Linked DNA regions of Homo sapiens: region 1 is linked to region 2. The links are chromatin loops, found by intact Hi-C in ENCODE. Cell type or tissue: OCI-LY7. All regions are shown on one strand. Region 1 overlaps CDK17 (cyclin dependent kinase 17). Region 2 overlaps CDK17 (cyclin dependent kinase 17).

Region 1 (2,500 bases), 49 kb after region 2:
ATTTCAGGAACTTCCCAAAAAACCCATATAAACCAACATCAGACTATTCAATTTTTCAATAAATAGTAGCAAATGATTGTTCACTTTCTAAGACACTGAAAAAGCTTACCTCAAAACTCTTACCTTGGTATGTCTGTCCAATCAAACTATTATATCATGATCCTCACCTAATTCTAATAAAGCTTTGAAATACTTAAACCAGACTCCAAAACATCAATAATAAACACTCCAACTTTGATGTTCCTTTCTGGTTTGCCATTCTTATCAACACCCACATGGCCCCCTACAAATGCTTATAAGCAATATACTCAACAGATAATTTTTGGTGGTATTTTCCAGCAGCCAAAATTCCGCAGTACCACCAGACAGCTTCCCAAATGTCTGTTACAAGCTCAGTTCAGTGACACTAGTCTCATCACAAGCAATGTGGGGAAAATATTAATACTGTTATAAAAGGTTAAGATAAATCATCACCCTATATTAGGCAGTATCCACTGACACTACTGGCCAGTTTCTTAATGAGTTAAAACAGCAAACTGGCCTACTAATTAAACTTCTGAAGATTATAAAATAGAGTTTAGTAATCAGAGGACCATAAAACCAGTAGGAGTTCTAAGGAAGATGAGAAACAGATCACAGACAGGTTTAATAATCTAAAAAGGAATCCTATAAGAAACAGGATAAGGAAAAAACCAATTGATACATGAATAATCCACAATACTGATAATCAGTAGAAAAAATACTACAAAATATACAATTTAACAGTGAAAAGAAACTCTAAAGGAGTTTCCATTTACTATAATAATCATGATCAGTAATCAGAAAGTTGAGACTTCTTACTGAGAGTAAATGCCTAAGTATTTCTTTTACTATAAGTCATCTGAATCACCTATATGGCCACAACCATGCTGATGCAGGTATAACCAGAAAGCAAGGGGTAAGCATTTAAAATGCCTCAAAGATTGAGAGGAACTGAAGGATCCAAATTTTAAAATCCAAATGTGAAAAACACAACCACAAGTATTAGAAGAAAATGTGGATGAACTTCCTTATAACCTTGGAATGGTGAAGACTTTTCTAAATATATTTCAAAATCCAAAAACATAAAAGAAAAAATTACTTCACCATATAAAAGTCGAAAGTTATGCATGAAAAAACATAATCTAAAATATACATATTTGCAACCCACATCACAAATAAAGGGCTAATCTCCCAACAGAAAATTCCTGAAAACAAAGACCAATGACCTAAGAGAAAAATAAAGGACATGAGAATTCAAAGAAGGGAAAAAACGTAAAATGCCCCTTAAACATATGAAAAAATGTCCAATGTCATTGATAATGAGAAAAATACAATAACCTGAGTTAAACCAGTTCTCATCTATCAAATGCAAAACTCAAAAAGTCTGACAACACATTCAGTTGCTGAGGTTATGGGAAACAGGCCTGTTGCACATTTAGGTGGTAGTACAAAATGGCAATCTGGCAGCATCAGAATTACAGAAGCAGTTTTTTTTTTTCGTTTTTTTTTTTTTTTTGAGATGGAGTCTCGCTCTGTCGCCCAGGCTGGAGTGCAGTGGTGCGATCTCGGCTCACTGCAAGCTCCCCCTCCCGGGTTCACGCCATTCTCCTGCCTCAGCCTCCCAAGTAGCTGAGACTACAGGCGCCCGCCACTACGCCCAGCTAATTTTTTGTATTTTTAGTAGAGACAGGGTTTCACCGTGTTAGCCAGGATGGTCTTGATCTCCTGACCTCGTGATCCGCCCACCTTGGCCTCCCAAAGTGCTGGGATTACAGGCGTGAGCCACTGCGCCCGGCCCAGAAGCAGTTTTTTAAAAGTGAACTTTTAGTATCGTTTTAGATTTACAGAAAAATAGTAAAGAGTTCCCTTAAACCACACACTCAGTTTCCGCTAGTAAGATCTTACATTAGTATGGTACTTATTGGCAGGAAGTCACCTCATGTAGCTCACACTTGAAAGGTGGGGAGTTGTATTATACTTCCTTGAGGGCTGTGTATCTAATTATGCACAGATTTGTCTATTCTTCCCCCATTTATTTATTTAGTCAGTCATTTACTTCTATCAGCATGAACTCATGGATATTATTTTATACTTTGGGTTATAATTCAATATTACTTTTTTGTTGCTCAAATTATTCCAGTATTGGCTACTGGGAACTCTTTCAGTTGGCTGTGTCCCTTTGACATAACTCATTCGTGTTTTTGTTTGAATAGTTCCTTCCTTTCCAGCACTACAAGATACTCCAGGTTGATCTTACAGTTTTATTAGCTGCCCCAGTCCTAGAATCAGCCATTTCTCCACAAAGGCCTGGTTCCTTTTACTGGAGAATGGTGTTAGAAACCAAGATCTGGGCACCAGGTGTGCTCACTGCTACAGGGATATTGTTGCTTCTAGGTTCTCTCAGCTGACAGTGGAAGAAAATACTTGACCTAAAGATCTACAATTGCTTGTTCAAATAGAAAATGTTACATGTATATTG
Region 2 (2,500 bases):
CGTGCGGGCAACAGTGGTACCAGGTGAGACCACAGAGGTAAGGAGGGAACAAGTCATTCAACACTTTATACTTCACCATAAAAGTTTGAATTTTATTCTCAGATTGGAAGCAGTTACGGTAGCTTTGAAGCAGGAGAGTGATATGATCTGATTCATGTTTCAAAAATATCACTGTGAAGGGTTAAAGATAGTAGGAGGTAAGGGGGTAGGGAAGACTACAAAAGGTAACACGAGAGATCTATTGTCATGATGAAACAGTTCTTAATCTTGATTGCAGTGGTTATACGAATCAACACAGGTGAGGACATGACACAGAACTATATTTAGACTTTATTCCAGTATCTGTTTCCTGGGTTCTATAGTTACATAAGATGGAACCAATGGTGGGGGGATTGGGAGAAGGGTACAAGTATGGGTCCTTTCTATATAATCTTTGTAACTTCCTTTATATTTGTAATTACTGAAAACAATTTTTTAAGATATCATCTTGGTTGCTGTTTGAAAAACAGGCAATAGGGAATCAACAGCAAAAGGAGGAGATTACTACAGTACCCTAAGTAACAAATGTTGGTGGCTTAGACTAGGGTGGCTGTACTGAAGATGGAGGGAAGCAGGCAGATTTAGGACATATTACAAAGGCAGAAGCAACAGGCCAGCAGACACGACTGCTAAATTAGTTTCACACACACTCCTACCACCCAGCTTTTAGTCAGCATTTATAGTAAAAACATCTATTCAAATATTTTTTTTTTCTTTTTTTCCAGGCAGGGTCTTGCTCTGTTGCACAGGCTGAAGTGCAGTGGTGCAGTCACAGCTCACTGCAGCCTCAACCACCTGGGCTCATGTGGTCCTCCCACTTCATCCTCCCCACCATAGCTGGGACTACAGGCACACACCATCACACCTGGCTAATTTGTGTCTTTTTGGTAGAGATGGGGTTTTGCTATGTTTCCCAGCTAGTCTCAAACTCCTGGGCTCAAGTGATCCTCCTCACCTCAGCCTCCCAAAGCACTGGGATTACAATGAGCCACCATGCCTAGCCCCAAAATATTTTTAAATCTTTACCAGATCAACTGTTAAACATATATGAAATATGATGTGTTAATGGACTATAACTGGAATTGTGTATCAGTCACATTGATCAGGGGTCCCCAACTCCTGGGTCACAGACCAGTACTGGTCCATGGCCTGTTAGGAACCAGGCCAAGAGGTGAGCAGTTGGCAAGTGAGCAAAGCTTCATCTGTATTTACAGCCACTCCCCATTGCTCACATTACTGCTTGAGCTCCACCTCCTGTCAGATCAGTGGTGGCACTGATTCTCATAGGAGTACTAACGCTGTTGTGAACTGTGCATGCGAGGGATCTAGGTTGCATGCTCCTTATGATAATCTAACGCCTGATAATCTGTCACTGTCTCCCATCACCTTCAGATGGGACCATCTAGTTGTAGGAAGACAAGGGCAGGGCTCTTACTGATTGTACATTATGGTGAGTTATGTAATTATTTCATTATATATTACAATATAATAATAATAGAAATAAAAGGCAAAATAAATATACTATGCTTGAATCATCCTGAAACCATTCCCCCAACCTCAGTCTGTGAAAAAACTGTCTTCCACAAAACTGGTCCCTGATGCCAGAAAGGTTGGGGACCACTGATACAGATGACTATCATAATCATGAGTTTCTAAGTTATTTATGTGGTAAAAAATAGGAAGCTACAATGGTGGGGGTTGGGGGCAGGGAGGAGACAACAGTAAAGTAAAGGAGAGAAAAGAATTGGGGACAATGCCTAGATTTTTAGTTTTAGTAACTGGTTAAGTGAGCAAAGTTTGAGTAGAGGCAGATTTTGGAGAAAGGAAATCAAGAATTCTGATTTGGTCATGTGAAGTCTAAGATTCCCATTACACATCCATGTGGAGAAGACAAGAAGGCATTTAAATATGAATCTAGAGATCCAGATGAAGATCCTAACTGGAGATTCAGACTTAGGAGTAGTCAACATATATATGGTAGTTGAAATTGTAGGGTTGGAGGAGGTCACCCAAGGAGAGGGTATAGACAGAGAAGAGATTGCGGCCCATGAGAGAGCCACAATAAAATACAATAAAATATTCTAACACTTCCAGAACTTGAAACTAATTAGCTGGCCAATTCAATAAGATAATAACACTCTGTATTTTAAAAAGTAATGGAAACCTTGGCGACAATATGCTAAGGGAAATAAGTCAGACACAAAAGGACAAATATTATATGGTTCCACTCATATGAGGTACCTAGAATAGGCAAATTCATAGACAGTAGAATGGTGGTTACCAGGGGCTGGGGAGAGGAGGGAATGTGGAGGTATTGTTTAATGGGTACAGAGTTTCAGTTTGGGATGATGAAAAAGTTATAGACATGGGTAGCAGTGATGGTTACGCAATGTAAATAGACACGTATTTAATGCTGCTGAACTGTATACTATAAAATGTTAAACTTTGTATTATATATATT

The links. Hi-C counts contacts between places; a loop is a spot of excess contacts. Peaks named below come from ENCODE experiments on the same cell type or tissue, not always from the same donor. Only the 100,000 strongest peaks of a DNase experiment are listed, where the experiment ranks them.
Region 1: it touches region 2 in a loop (3-fold over the local background); 11 of 110 quality-filtered maps call a loop at or near these places.

What each region holds. Positions count from the first base shown.
Region 1 is chr12:96,376,175-96,378,674 of GRCh38, forward strand. The region is part of intron 1 of CDK17 (cyclin dependent kinase 17); the gene reads right to left. Among named protein-coding and RNA genes, the nearest start is that of CDK17, 23 kb to the right of the region's middle. In OCI-LY7, no CTCF peak of the experiment used is centred here; DNase peaks (open chromatin) are centred at 1,467 and 1,937; H3K4me3 peaks cover 2,157 bases; H3K27ac peaks cover 2,390 bases.
Region 2 is chr12:96,326,805-96,329,304 of GRCh38, forward strand. The region is part of intron 2 of CDK17 (cyclin dependent kinase 17); the gene reads right to left. Among named protein-coding and RNA genes, the nearest start is that of CDK17, 72 kb to the right of the region's middle. In OCI-LY7, a CTCF peak has its summit at 1,323 (motif pointing left); DNase peaks (open chromatin) are centred at 297, 757 and 1,287; H3K4me3 peaks cover 1,155 bases; H3K27ac peaks cover 2,299 bases.